Linked DNA regions of Homo sapiens: region 2 is linked to region 1. Evidence: read pairs that join two places in POLR2A ChIA-PET (ENCODE). Cell type or tissue: PC-9. All regions are shown on one strand.

The links. Peaks named below come from ENCODE experiments on the same cell type or tissue, not always from the same donor. Only the 100,000 strongest peaks of a DNase experiment are listed, where the experiment ranks them.
Region 2: POLR2A ChIA-PET joins it to region 1 with 15 read pairs; 1 of 35 experiments calls an interaction of 5 or more read pairs at or near these places.

Annotation. Positions count from the first base shown.
Region 1 is chr6:148,444,554-148,452,553 of GRCh38, reverse strand. All of the region lies in intron 4 of SASH1 (SAM and SH3 domain containing 1), which reads right to left. Among named protein-coding and RNA genes, the nearest start is that of SASH1, 110 kb to the right of the region's middle. RefSeq lists enhancers at 1-18, 6,356-6,856. In PC-9, no CTCF peak of the experiment used is centred here; DNase peaks (open chromatin) are centred at 6,753 and 7,283; H3K4me3 peaks cover 599 bases; H3K27ac peaks cover 2,597 bases.
Region 2 is chr6:148,109,202-148,117,201 of GRCh38, reverse strand. No RefSeq gene overlaps it. Among named protein-coding and RNA genes, the nearest start is that of SASH1, 230 kb to the left of the region's middle. In PC-9, no CTCF peak of the experiment used is centred here; no DNase peak of the experiment used is centred here; H3K27ac peaks cover 451 bases.

The DNA.
Region 1 (8,000 bases):
ACAACTAGCGGAGCGTAAACTCACGCTCAGATTCTGTCCAGCTCCAGAGCCTAGGCCAGCTACAACATAGTGGGATATGCAGAGTCCAAGCTAAATTGATCGGTGCAGGGCATGCTTTAGACTGGAGCAGAAAACAAAAGATGGCCTGAGCTAGAAGGACCCTGGAGACCACCTGACTCACACTCCTCACCATGCCCACGAGGGAGCTGAAGCCCAGAAGATGAAGTGGCAAAGAGGACAAGTCACAGATGGACGAGCCTCCTGGCCAGTGACCTGGCCCTCATGCCCTCAGCCTCTACTGATTAAGGCAGAAGAGTACCTAATATCATAACAACACCTGGCTCTTGGGCCAGTCCATTTATTTTCTGAAAATTAAGTTTGCCATTTTGCCTATGCTTCCCACCCTAGTGTGCCTGAAAAAACAAATAATGATGGCTCCAGTTGCCTTTGGTTATCTTAGGGATGCTCTAACAGCTCATGGGGACCGAGAAGATGCTGGGCACAGAAGGACACATCCACCTCCGTGGGGCAGAAGCGCCCTGTGACCCACTCTGAAGGGCATGCCTCTGTGTGACATCCTCACTCCCATACACACAGGCCCCAGGCGCAGGGCACACACACATGCTCCCTGGGGGAAAACATGGGTGTCTCCACCCTACACCACAGCCCCGCCACAAACAGGATGTGGAGACAGGATGCATTCATGTCAGCACCAGGGGACGTGGCTTGACCTGGATTTCCTAGCAAACTCACAGACCTCATCAGCCCTTTTCACTGAATCTGGTCTACTTCCAAAGGCGGACTGATAATTCCACAGCATGATTTTCTAAATCACAATATTACGTATGAGTTTCTTGGTATTGTACCTTCATCTGAAGGTATTATGTCGTCTGTTGTTTCTTTCTTCCTTTCTTTCTTTTAAGAGACTGGGTCTTGCTGTGTTGCCCAGGCTAGTCCCAAACTCCTGAGCTCAAGCAATCTTCCTGCCTCAGCCTCCCGAGTAGCTAGGACTACAGGCGCATCTCACCGTGCTCAGCAGTTGTTTCTATTTTAGAAGAGGAAAATCTAGGGAGACTTGAACCAGACTATGAAATAGAATCCGGTAAGAAAAGGGGGGCAACCCTTAGAAAAAGATTTGGCAATTTATGGAAGCTACTATGTCAAATGTTTATTTAGAGGTGTCTTTATAATGTTGATATTTACAAGCCGAAAGCACTTTTTATTCACACCGTCAGTCTGGGGAGACACTGACACATGTTGGGTCACGAGTAAGCCCAAGGTAGCTTCTCTGAAATTCCAGTCCTGGGAACAATCCATTTGTAGCCCTATTTCAAATAACTAGGGGCATTCAGTGAATTCAATGCAAGTACTAAATGAGCACTTGCTCTGTGCAAACCATTATTCTGGACACTGAAGAAAATCAGAAGAGTGAGCTCTCAGCCTCAGGGCTCATGACTATGTTGGTTCTTCTGGGATTAGGGAAGTATACAAGTGGCTCAAGCCACAGGCAAAGGCATGAATGTGGGCCAGACAAGATAGATAACAGACAAGATTATCAAGCACTTACTATGCTCTTGATGGCTAAGTGAGGTAAGCACTATAATGATCATCTTCATTTGATAATTGTGGAAACTACAGATAGAAAGGTCAAGTGGCTTGCCCAAGAGTTACAGAGCTGGTAAGGAAGACAACCTGGATTTGAACCCAGAGAGTCTGGTATCAGGTAGGGCATCTTAATTCCAAGGCTATAATGACACTCAGAATGGATTGAGATGTTTGCCTCTAGCTCTGGAAATTTAGGCAAGCTAATGAGTCTCAAATATAATATATACCTCAATGAGTTTATACAAAAAAAAAAAAAAGATAACATATAATAAGAGATTCACACAGTACCCAGTACATAGACATCACCCGAGAAGCCACGTTATGATGATGTTAACAACAATGATGATATGATACGTGTTAAAGTACATTAAGAGACATCAGATCCATGGAAAATGCTACTAGAGTCCAAGGAGAGGAGAGGATACAGACAGTTAAGAGACTGAGAAAGTACTCAGTGAGAAGCAGTCCTTCAAATAGGACTTGAAGGAAGGAAATGCTTCCAATGCATGAAATTCAGACAGCCAAGGGGGCATTTGGGTAATCGTAATATCCAGTTGGGCTGGAATTGGGGTTATATGGAGGTATGAGGTTATTGCTGGGGAGACTGAGCAATAAAGAAGGGCTAGGGATATATGTAGGGGCCACTGATTACCAAGGTGAAAACCTAGACAGGTCCTAATTTATAGATGTCACTGGGGAGAGCTGAGCATCCCCTCAATGAGATGTGGCCTGAGTGTATTTTCGGGAGATAAATCCAAAAGCAATTTCTTGAATGCTCTTTAGTTCACGGAAAGAGCATTAAGGGTCTCACTTGGAACAATAAAGATTAAAAATAAACAGAGAGTGCTATAGTTTGGGTATGGTCTTTCTGTCCCCACTGAAACTCATGATGAAATTTGATTTCCAGTGTGGTGATGTTGGGAGGTGGGGCCTAGCAGGAGGTGTTGGGTCACGGGAGCAGATCCCTCACGAATGGTTTGCTGCCATGCTTGTGGTAGTGAGTGAGTTCTCCCTCTTGAGGGCCTGGATTAATTTCCATGGAAATGGATCAGTTCCTGAGAGAGTGGGCTGTTATAAAGTGAGGTTACTCTCTTGTTTGGTCCTGGCTCTTCACACATATTCACTTCCTCTTTGGCCTTTTTCACCATGTTATCACCCCACAGGACGGCCCTCCCCGGAAGCCAGGGCCATGCTCTTGAACTTCCCAGGCTGCAGAACCCTGAGCTAAATAAACATTTTTCTTTAGAAATTAGCCAGTCTCCGACTGGGCGCAGTGGCTCACACCTGTAATCCCAGCACTTTGGGAGGCCAAGGCGGGTGGATCACCTGAGGTCGGGAGTTCGAGACCAGGCTGACCAACATGGAGAAACCCTGTCTCTGCTAAAAATACAAAATTAGCCGGGCATGGTGGTGCATGCCTGTAATCCCAGCTACTCGGGAGGCTGAGGCAGGAGAATCACTTAAACCCAATGGGTGGAGGTTGCAGTGAGCCGAGATTGCACCATTGCACTCCAGCCTGGGCAACAAGAGCGAAACTACGTCTCAGAAAAAAAAAAAAAGAAAGAAATTAGCCAGTCTCAGCCAGGTACGGTGACTCACACCTGTAATCCTAGCACTTCGGGGGGCTGAGGCAGGTGGATCACTTGAGATCAGGAGTTCATAACAAGCCTGGCCAATATGGTGAAACCCTGTCTCTACTAAAAATACAAAAATTAGTTGGGCGTGGTGGCACATGCCTGTAGTCCCAGCTACTCGAGAGGCTGAGGCAGGAGAATCACTTGAACCCAGAAGGCAGAGGTTGCAGTGAGCCGAGATTTGCACCACTGCACTCCAGCCTGGGTGAGACTCTGTCTCCAAAAAAAAAAAAAAAGAAATGAAATGAAATTAGCCAGTCTCGGGTATTCTATCACAGCAACACAAAATGGACTAAAACAGAGGGAAACAAAGGAAAGACTATAGAAGTTGAAAAACAGGATTTGGCAACTGACAATCAAGGGTCAAGGAAAAAAAGCAGGACAGCATGATGAAAAAGTCTGGGTGAAGGGCAGAAAAGTTTCTCAAGGATAGAGAGAGGGAAGTGTGGACAAAGAGCAGGTAGTTAGAGAAGGGTCAAGAGGAAGTGGTGAATTATGTTATATGAATGGGCAGTTTGGGTGGCTGAGATATTAGTGAGCAGGCATTTTTCAGCAAGAGGCTGTAATAGGCAGGCCACCAGATTGCAAAGGTCAGAGCGAGAGAGTTAAATCTACAATGAGTACCTAAAGAGCTCAAAGCCATGGGCGCAGGTAAGAGCCTTGGGAGAGCTCACAGGCTGGGTAAAAAGCCTGGGGTGCACTCACAGGAAGGGGTGGGCAGAGCTGCACAGAGTGCACATAAAGGAGAAGAAACTCGAAACTTGGTGGCAAAGTCGCAGCCACCAAGGGAGATGAGAGAAGTGTGACCCGGGGAAAAGTCAGCAGGACCCAATGCAACAGGGACTCACGTGGGGAGAGGCCTCTGGTTAGGTTCCTATGAAGCCACTGACCTCTGAAATAACATTTCATCAGGGAATGAAGACAGGAGCCAGGCTTCATGGCAAAAGTTTAGCAACTAGGGAAAGAGAGAAAAAGAAACATAGTCTGGAAGAACGGCAAGAAGATTTTTCTAGAGTAAAGAAGACCTAAGCATGTTTGTGCATGCTCACTCACTCAATCGATTTATTCAACATTATGGAATATCTTCTGTGTGCCAGGAGAGAAGCAAAAGATCTAGGGCTCAAGGAGTTCAGGGTGGAAGGTGACAACGCACGCACGCACGCACACACACACATACACACACACACACACACACACACTCTCTCCACTGCAATAGAAGCAGGAGAGTCCAGGGGGTGTAGAGGCCAAGTACCAGGCCACTTCACCTCAAGTCTGTGGATTACGGGAGAATTCTGGGAGGGGCCAACCCCAGAGCTGAGGTTTTAAGATTGAATGGAGCTTGCCCAGGGAAAGGTCGGGGAGTGGGCAGCGGGGGGTAATGGTGAGAGTGGGAGACAGAGTATCCCGCTGAAGGAGCAGCATTTCCAAGGCTCAGCACGCCCTGGGAGAATAGGGCCTGTCTGAGAAACTGCAGCGGCTTTTGCTCTGCCTAGGGAGCACATAGCAAGGGCTAAGGTGGCCAGGTAGGTGGATGGCAGACCACAGAGGAAGAGGAGGACGAGGAGGAGGAGGAGGAAGAGGAGGAGGAGGATGAGGAGGAGGAGAAGGAGGAAGAGGAGAAGAGGAAGAAGAAGAGGAGGAAGAACAAGAGGAAGAAGAGGAGGAAAAGGAGGAGGAGGAGGAGAAGGAAGGGGAGGAGGATGACGACAAGATCAGATCAGTGGTGCAAGCAATCAAGAGAGCAGCAGATGATCCAAAGCAGGGAGTTGGAGGGACTGCAACAGGCATGTGTGTGCTGGGACTTCTTCCCTGCAGTCAGAGGAAAGAGGGTGAAGACAAAGATCTTTGAGAGGGAGAAAAGGAAAGCTGACATTATCAAAAGAGTAATCAGCTTGCCAGATAAAACATACCTGAGAGCGAAGCATTGTCCAAGGAGAGTAAGTGTCCGCAGAGAACATTTATAAACTATATTCGATCCTCTTTATTTCACCACAGAACACTGCTCTATTGGCCTTCTCTACTTTTATTTACCTTCCTTTTCCATCGTGCTATATATTTTTGGACTTTTTCACCATAAAATAGTTCAAGTGTAGCCACAGATAATGAAAAAAAGTGAAACTAAATCAGTGAATGTTCAACTCCAGTGAAAGACTTAGTAGAAAAGAAGTTATAAATATTGGCTTAGGTGAAGTTTTGAGATTTATTTTGGACCTTCCTGCCTCTACAGATAAATAACTGGGACCTAGCTTATATCTGGATGAGGGTAGAATTTGCTCCTATTTTCAAGGGAGCCCTGAAGTGTAGGTTTTACCTGCTGCTGTTTATTTGATGCTAACGAACACGATTTGCCACTAGCCTCTGTATTTGCATAAGCAATGCATTCTAAGGACTTTGGAATTACAGCTCTGTGGTTAGGGTTATGGGTTCTTAACTGGGATCAAATCTGTGTACTGCTTCTTAGTAAGTGTGTGGCCCTGGGCAACTTACCTCTGTCCTTTAGTTTTGCATTTGTAGATGGGAATCATACCATTTGTCATCTCGTAGGATTTTTGTATTAAGTGAGTCAATGTTAAGTGCTTAGCTCAGTTCCTGGCACATAATAAGAACTCAATAAGCATCACCTATTATTACCTGTCTATGCCTTTTCAATTTTTAGTCTATATAAACCACCCCATGAAGATTTCCTCCATAAACATATTACAAAATAGCCAGGTGGCCCTCCCTACAGTTGGCTTCCTTGAATGTAATGACACTAAAGAATCTTGACACACAGCTTGTCAGACATCTAGGTAATTTTCAGATTCCTTTGTTTACATGCATACAAATAAAAGTTAAACTTTTCATAGAAAATACTGCTAGTCTCCTACGCAATGTCTATTCACCCTCTTTCCTTAAGAAAAGAACCCTGGCCAGGCACGGTGGCTCACGCCTGTCATCCCAGCACTTTAGGAGGCCAAGGCGGGCGGATCATGAGGTCAGGAGATCAAGACCATCCTGGCTAACACGGTGAAACCCCGTCTCTACTAAAAATACAAAAAATTAGCTGGGCATGATGGCGGGCACCTGTAGTCCCAGCTACTGGGGAGGCTGAGGCAGGAGAATGGCGTGGACCTGGGAGGCGGAGCTTGCAGTGAGCCAAGATCGCGCCACTGCACTCCAGCCTGGGCGACAGAGTGAGGCTCCGTCTCAAAAAAAAAAAAAAAAAAAAAAAAAAAAAAAAAAAAAAGAACCCTATGTTGTTCAGGATAGCAATGTGCTCCGTTAAAAATGCTCACTTCTCTAAACTCCCTTATAGCTATGGTGGTCAAGTGACCCAATTCTGGGTCCCCTTTCTTTGCTTTATTTTTCTCCATACCATGACTTTAAATATGTAATTTTTGTTCTAGTATATGCCCCTGCCTTCAAACGTAAGCTCGTGACAGTTCTGTCCATCACTATATCCTGGGCCCCCTGAAGGGAGCCTTCTACAACCGGTAGTTGGTCAGCAAACAGCTGCTGCACGAGGAAATGAGTGGCACACACTGGAATGTGGTGGACAGGGTTTCTAGGAAAGCTCTGCAAAGCACAAGGTTTAGCCTTGGGACCTACTGCCTTCTTCCCTCTCTTCGCCCTGCTTTTTCTTCCCACCTAGAAGATGCAGCAGCCACTTTGAGGCTATGACGGGAAAGAAAAAGAAAGAAGAAAAAAGAAAGCAGTCCAGCCATCTGGGTTTCTGAAGGCCGACTTGAGTCATGGAGCCAGCCCTGGACCCATTCATGGAACTCAGATGTGTCTAAGGAATCACTATTTGTCAGGTTTTCTGCGACTCGTAGCTAAACTCATTTGTTGTAGTTATAAAGCTATTTCCCAGCCCTCTCAAGAAAAGCCTTACCCTCTAAATATTCTTAAAAGTGTCTGGTAATAGAAAATTAGTTAATTTCACCTGTTCAGCCAGTTGACACAAATCCGAGATTGAGCAATAAAGCAGGTATGTCAGAGGCATTTGAACCAGAGCGTCTCCACCTTGAACTGGGGCTGGGTAAAATAAGGCTGAGACCTGCTGGGCTGCATTCCCAGAAGGCTAGGCATTCTTAGTGACAGGATGAGACAGGAGGTTGGCAGGACTGGTGTCACAAGATACAGGTCAAAGATCCTGCCGATAAAACAGGATGCAGTAAAGAAGATTGCCAAAACCCACCAAATCCAAGATGGCGATGAAAGTGACCTCTGGTCATCCTCACTGCTCATTATATGTGAATTATAATGCAATAGCACACCAAAAGACACTCCTAGCAGCACCATGACAGTTTACAGGTGCCGTGGCAACATCTGGAAGTTACCCTATGTGGTCTAAAAAGGGAGGGATGCTCAGTTCTGGGAACTGCCTGCCCTTTCCCCAGAAAACTCATAAATAATTCACCCCTTGTTTAGCATATAATCAAAAATCAACTGTAAGTCTATTCAGTCGAGCAGCCCATGCCACTGCTCTGCCTATGGAGTAGCTATTCTTTGGTTTCTTTACTTCTCTGATAAACTTGCTTTCAGTTTACTCTATGGACTTGCCCTGAATTCTTTCTTGCATGAGGTCCAAGAACCCTCTCTTGGGGTCTAGATCAGGACCCCCTTCCAGTAACAGATAGTCTCATCAATAAGCGATGTAGATAGATATAAAGAGAAGAGGCTCAAATGAAATCTCCCTTGGCCTTCTTTATTAAACTTCCAGTGAAAGCATATGGAGAGACCAGATAGTGTAAGAAAATAAGGATGAATGGGGACCCCACC
Region 2 (8,000 bases), 340 kb after region 1:
GGAAGGACAATGACCCAACTATTTTCCAGATTTCTTTTGATGGCTCAAAAAAATCTTTATACTTTTTTTAAAAATGATTTTTAAAGATCTAGTGCTATAGTTTGGTTTATTTGTCGTCTCCAAATCTTATGTTGAAATTTTATCCAAAGTGTTGGATGTGGGGTCTAATGGGAGGTATTTGGGCAGTGGGGGTGGATCCCTAATGAATAGATTAATCTCCTTCCTCGGTGGTGGCAGGAGAAATGTTCTCACTCTATCAGAGAGAACTGGTTGTTAACAAGAGCCTGGCCCCTCACTGCCTCCTTGCTTCCTCTCTCACCATGCAATCTCTGCACATGCTAGCTCTCTTTCCCCTGTTGCAGTGAGTGGAAGCAGCTTGAGGCCTTCACCAGATGCACATGCTGGCACCAAACTTCTTGTACAGCCTGCAGAGCTGTGAGCCAACTCTTTTTTAATTATAAATTACCCATCTTCAGATATTCCTTTATAGCAACACAAATAGACTGAGACACTTAGTCTACTTTAAGTTGGATTTGGGGATCTGTAAGCACTTGATTGATAATATATATTGCTATCCTTGATTTTTCCTGTATTTCTTTAAAACATCAGCGTTTTTGACTATTTAAAAAAAAAAAAGAAAGAAAAAGAACCATATTAGCCATGTTTAGCCAGAAAACTTGGGGAATCATTTTACGCTCTATACCTGTTTCAGAAATAAAAATTTTTCTTGAAAGAAAAGTTTTAGAAAACGCATTTGACCACAGAAACTTTGTGTGTGTGTGGCAGTTGTTTTAATAACAACTATTCACATGCTCTAGAACACCGAGCATACTGTCTTGCATTCCATGGTGCTTGTGATGGTTAATTTTATCTGCCAGCTTGACTGGGCCAACGGATGACCAAGTAGCATTATTTCTGGGTGTGTCTGTGAAGGCAGTTCTGGAAGATCAGCATTTGAATTGATAGGCTGAGTAAAGAATAGTGCCCTCATCAGTGTGGGTGGGCCTCCTCTAATCCATTAAGGTCCCAGTGGAACAAAATGTTGAAAGAAGGATGAATTTGCTCTTTCTGTTTGAGCTGGGACATCCATCTTCTCTTGCCCTCTGGCATCAGCACTCGTGGTTCTCAGGCCTTCAGACTTGGACTTAATCACACACCACTGATTTTCCTGGTTCTCTAGCTTGCAGACAGCAGATTGTGGCACTTCTTGGCCCACATAGCTGTGTGAGCCAATTCCCATAATAAATCTCCTCTTAAATGTATGTACCTCCTATTGGTTCTGTTTCTCTGGAGAATCCTAATACTATGCTCAATAGTTGCCTAATAATTTGAATTGGTACACATTGGCTGTATGAATTCCTTTAAAATACTTCTATACATGTACTTTACCCAGATTTTTCCATGGTCTCTCAATGATTTGCCCCCAAAGACTACTTCTAAAGGGATTAATTTTCAATAAGTCTTTGAACTCTTGCCATTCAGGGAAGAATACATTGTTGTTATTTTTAGTCAATGATGACCCTTTTATACAAGATCTCTAGCTCAGTAAAAACTTTTAGTGGGAGTATGATTTGAAAGAGCAGAGAAAGTCAATATTCCACTTGAGCTTCTAGAAAATATTTCTAGTTTAGACTCCGTTGGGACCTAAACTGGACAGAGGAGGCACATGTAGATTGGCATGATTCTGTTTCTTGAATAGGTGGCAGCCACACAAGTGTTTGCATTAAAATTATTCTTACAATTTGGCAAATATATTTTACACTTTTTTATGTGCATCTTTTTTGATTTTTGATTTTTAAAAAGAAAAGAAAATATCACCTAACTATAAGCCTAATGATACCCCTGCTTACCCACCAAAAGGTGAGAATGAGACCGTCACCTGCGTGGCTCTTCTCGAAGTCAGCTCCACCATCCTGGCCTTCTCTAGCAGACACTGGAGCAAAAGGGCAGAATTGGGAAGCTGTGTCCTTTTTCCAGCTGCTAAATTCATTCTTCAGAATATGATATCTGAAGTGATGGTGAATTTCTGTCACATTCGGATTCAAATGTAAGCATTAAAATATATTTCTGGCCAGGCACAGTGGCTCACGCCTGCAATCCCAGCACTCTGGGAGGCCGAGGTGGCAGATTACTTGAGGCCAGGGGTTCAAGACCAGCTTGGCCAACATGGTGAAATCCCCATCTCTACAATAAAGACCAAAATTAGCTGGGTGTGATGGTGCATCCCTGTAGTCCCAGCTAATCTGGAGGCTGGGGCAGGAGAATAGCTTAAACCTGGGAGGCAGTGGTTGCAGTAAGCTGAGATCGTGCCACTGCACTACAGCCTTAGCAACAGAGCAAGACTCTGTCTCAAAAATAAATAAATAAAATAAAATAAATTTCTAAAGCCACCTCACAGGAATTTGGAAATTCACTTACATTATCCAGACCTCTGTTCCCTGCTCTGGAAAAGGCTGACAATGTACTCTCATATTTACTCCCTATGGGATTCTATATTTCAGTTTGTATTTATTAGAGATCATAAGGTTATTAACCATTCTCTTTGTCAGGAAAGCATTTATTAGTATTATTGTTCAAGTACTCCAAGGTACACTGTTGTCAAAACCTGATCTATATCTGTTTTGTTTTTGAAATGGAGTATCGCTCTGTTGCCAGGCTTGAGTGCAGTGGCACCATCTCGGCTCACTGCAACCTCTGACTCCCTGGTTCAAGCAATTCTCCTGCCTCAGCCTCCCGAGTAGCTGGGACTACAGGCATGCGCCATCACGTCCAGCTTATTTTTGTATTTTTAGCAGAGACAGGGTTTCACCATGTTGACTAGGATGGTCTCCATCCCTTGACCTCGTAGTCCGCCCACCTCACCTCCTATAGTGCTGGGATTACAGATGTGAGCCACTGCGCCTGGCCTATATCAGTTTTAAGAAATAAAAGACATTATAGCTTTTAGTCTTTGTATTTTAGCCTTCCTGAAGCGAATTCTCCTTTTTTTTATCCACAGGTAGTTAAAACAATAACCTTCTTCAACATTTTAACAAGCTGATGGTAAAAAATGACTGAATATTTCCAAGTTCATTTCTCAGCCCACAGGCTCTGGAATATGAATTAGGTGCACTGATAAAAATGTTGAATCTTTAATATTTCACACCAAAAGAAATGCCTCCAGGTAGTTTTTAGCATACTGCTGTAATCTTGGGTAATGAATTAATCATACCCATCCTTAACATAGAATGTTAAGGTGGAATCCACACAGAAGAGTATGGATCGGATAAGCAAGCACTTTTGCTCCTGAAAACTATTTCAACCACTACATTAGAGTTCATAGAATTGACTAATCTCCACAGACTAGGATCTAAAATTAATATAGGCCCCAAAGCCCCAGTCTCAGAACAGTGCCAGGTGAAAATCCCAAATCAGACTGCCAGAAGTGCTTCCAAGTAGAAGAAGGGCACCCAGGGAACCAGTCATATTAATTCAGTAAATAGGAATTTATGCCACTTACCTTTGTCCTGAGGCCTTTCTGATTAGCAACCCATTTACAGCTAAATCGGGAGGGATTACTTTGTGGAAGCCTGGCCCCCTTAACTAGGGAGGGGCTGTTTGTATGTCTACTAACATTTCTGCCTATCTAGGTGGCACATAATTAATATTGAGGTTCATTAGACATTTAAATGCCAATAGTGGTCATAACAAAGGAAAACAGCCAGGCGCTGTGGCTCATGCCTGTAATCCCAGCACTTTGGGAGGGTGAGGCAGGAAGATTGCTTGAGCCCAGTAGTTCAAGACCAGCCTGAGCAATGCAGCGAGACCCAGTCTCTATAGAACATTTTTAAAAATTTTAGCTGGGCTTGGTGGTGTGTGCCTGTCGTCCTAGCTACACAGGACGATCCCTTGGGCCCAGGAGGTTGAGGCTGCAGTGAACCATGATTGCGCCACTGCACTCCAGCCTTGGGTGACAGAGAAATACCCGGTCTCAAAAAAAAAAAAAAAGAAGCACAGGCTGACTCACCAGTCACTCTGTCACTCTGTCATACTGTGGGGGAGGCTTTGGCTTATGTGTAATTTTGATTATATGGAATTATTTTATTCATTGAATATGAAAGCTGGTTTTATGTTTCATTATCCACACCTCCAGTGAACTCCTCCACTCTCTGTTATTTATGGCTCTAGTCATTTCTTACAAGTAATATTTTGGAGCCTAGGGTGAGTAGTATGAAACTCATGAATAAAGCTTGGTTACATATGTGTGGTTGGACCTGGGAAAAATGGCCCTAGGCTGGCAGGCTCCTTGCTTGTAACCCTGGGCTGCTGAGGGGCAGGGCAGAGGTGCCCATACCAACTCACTGAGTCAGTAGGGAGGAATCTTCAGAGGTGGGAGAACACTTACAAATGTGTATTAATATTGTCCTGTATCAACACATCACATATTATTTGTAGATGACCATTGCTTCCCTCCCTCCCTCCCTCCCTTCTTTCCTTCCTTCCATAAATATGTGTTCAGGTTCTATTGCATCTAAGGTACCATTCTGGTAATGCAGATTAGACAAAAGTGTATGATGTAGATTCTGTCCTTCAGTTTGAGCATGGAAAGTGGAGTCAGAGAGGAGAGGGAGCGATGGAGAGAATCCATGCCACGGTCAAAAGCCGATCATGAACTTCACCTACATTATTAACAGTTTTATTAATTCTGTAAGATCAGTTTATCCCATACTCATTCTACAGGTTTCCTACTTCTAAATACCAGCTTTGTTTAGAAAGTATCATTCTTTTTAGAAATTTTACAAACAAGATACAGAATATAAATATAGAATGAGGAATTGGCATGTATACATAACTGTCATACAAGGTCAAGTGAGATAAGTTCTGTCAGAAAAGTACGAAGTGTTATGAGAATTTAGATAAATAGAGATTGCTTTGATTTGGGAGGAGCAAAAAGTGAAAGTGCTAGAAAGAAGCTACCTTTTAAACTGGCCACAAAGAACATGCAGGATTTCAATGGACAAAAGAATTCAAGAGTTCAAATGCCATCAACAAGAATGGGGCAGGGGAGACAGGGACAGGTTGAAGTTTGGCAGCAAAAAGCCTGTATTAAAGATGATCATTTTGGTGTATACATGCTAAGTTACAGGACTCGGGCAAGATCCTAGTGGAAAAGTCCAACAGGTAGATTAAAACACAGCCTCCAGCCTTTTGAATCCTTTTCAGTCCCTACATATTGAAGATAGCTGACATAGAATGTGCATAATTTTAAAGGAAAGAGGGCTGAGAAGAAAAGGGAAAATGATAGAGACATATGGAATGTTCACATTTAGGAGCAGAAAGAAAGGAGAAAAAATAAAATCTTAGAAAATTGTAGCATGTGCATGCCAAGGAAGTGAACATATTAAAGGTTGTGAGGACACTGACTTATGTTTAAAAATTAAAACTGCTTTGACTTTTAACTTACAACATGTGCTCAAATACATCCCATACGGACCAAAGACTTTTAAAGAGAAACAGAAATTTTAAAAACTAAAAGAAGCTACAGATAAATATTTATCTGATGTCAGAATGGGAAAAAACTTTCTAAGAGTAAAAGCAAAGTGTACTAGTCAGGGTTCTCCAGAGAAACAGAGCAAATAAGAGATACATATGCACACAGATATACATGTATCCTGAGACTTTCATACCTGCATAATCTCACAGCAATTTCTTATAATAAATCTATATATATTTATATAGATACATATATAAACATATATATACACATTATGTATACATACATACACATATATATTTATATATGTACACACATATAATGAAGTTTATTATAAATAATTGACTTATGAGATTATGGAGGCATGCAAGTCTCAAGATCTGTACGGTGAGCTGGCAAGCTGGAGACCCAGGAGAGTTGATGGGGCAGTTCCAGTCTGAGTTCAAAGGCTTGAGAACTAGAATGGATGATGTAGTCCCTGTCTCAAGACCCATGAAGAGCTGATGTTTCAGTCTGAGTCAGAAGGCAGTCAGGCAGGAAGAATCCTCTTTTACCTGGGGAAGGGTCTGTCTTTTCGTTCTATTGAGGTCTTCAATTGTTTGGGTGAGGCCCACCCACATTAGAGTAGGCGATCTGCTTTACTAAGTCTACTGGTTTAAATGTTAATCTCATCTGGAAAAAAAATCCTCAAATGAAACACCCTGAATAATGTCTGACCAAATATCTGGGTACCCCATAGCTCAGTCAAGTTGACACATGAAATTAATCGTCACACAATGTGAGATATGGCTACATAAAAGTTGAAAAATCTATATAACCAGGAAAATATTTTGTAAAGATTAAATAGGTGCATCCTGATACCCTCCCCCCCGCCCCGCCCCACCTTATTTGTGTCCTATTTTTAGCCTCACCCCTCTGAGCCCAAGCTGCAAGAATGACTTCCCAGAGCAGGGGGGGATGTTCATTTGCTGTCTTGAGCAGTGCTGGAAAGTCAGGAGAAAGAGGATTGCTAAATGCTGAAATCTGTTCAGTCACAGTTGAACTTATCAGAGGATGGGCATGGCCCATCAGATCCTTTGCTTCTCCCAGGGTGTGAAGAACATGTACTTCTGCCCATGGGGCCAGGAGGCCTATTGTTCTATGCTAGAAAGATGATCCAACATAGGGGAAGTTAAAAATAAACAGCCAGAGGGATTGTATGAGGAAAAGGGAAACAAGGAGTAGGAGAAGAGAAATGGTTAGAAGTGGGTGTCCTGCTTTGGCCAATGATATGAGGAATTCAGAGGGTGGAGAGATCTCTGTCTCAACTTCCAGTTAGTGCTTCAGAAAGAGATGGCCCCTTGGCTGCTCCTTTACCTACTCAGGTGCAGCCGCTTCAAGGTACGGCTTCGTGGTACGGCCTCATGATATGCTAAGTGGTAGGGCTGCTTAGGCACATGGAGGCCTGGACGTGTAGCTTTTCTGGGCACCTTTTGGTTCCCATATGATGTGTTGGGGACCTGCCCACTAGAGGGTCTTGGACCTGAGTTAAGAGCCCGCCGGCCCGGCACAGGCTTACCATGGTGAGGTGAGGAGACCTCTCCACAGGGAATGGGGGTGGACAGCTTCATCCCCGGAAGAATGAGGCAGAGAGGCAGAGGGTGCTATAGCAGCCACTCAAGAAGAATCCAGTCAGCTGGGAAAGTAGGGGGAGGGAGAGAAATGGAGGGAGATGAGGAGAGAGAGAGAGAGAGAGGAAAGTAGGGAGAGAGAGAGGAAGGAAGGGAGGGAGAGATGTTAGGTGGAAAGGCTGGCAGCACGCCCAATGATCATGTGAATCCAAGTTGCTCTTCACTGCTCTCAGAGGTTACCTGAGTCCCTTCCACTTAAGACACTTAACTCCACCTTGGAACAGAGCCAGGAAGGAGTTGGGAACAAGAGAGACTAAGCAATTACCTCAAAAAAACCAAACATTACTACAAAGGGCTATTTACGGGATAAGTTCAGACTAAATTAAAAAATAAAAAAGGCCTAACATTCATTTCTGCCTCTCTACCAAGTGACTGTGAGCTTATAAGGAAGACCAGCATAATTACAGGTAAAATAAACATACCATGTATCTGCACGTTGAAAGATCCGTATTGCCTGAATTTGTAAACCTGGTATGTTTCCATATGTCAAAAACAACATTAATAAAAAAGTCCGATAACAAATAAAGGAATAATGCCAGAGATAAAAGGTTAATTGCTTTTACTTACACAGAACTCTTTCAAATAAATAAGAAAAATGCTAAGACCTCAGAAGAGGAATGGACGAAAACTAAAACAAAATATCCTGTTAATTTATAAACTAAGATATAAGAGTAGCTAATAAGCATATAAATACTTAACAAGTTAATCAAGAAATAAAAGATAAAATAATAATTAGTACCATTTTCACTTATCAGAAGAGAAAATATTGACAACTTATCAATATATATCAAGGACATTCAAAATGTCTATATCTTTTGATATATTAATTCTACTTCTAGGAAATTTTCCTACAGAAA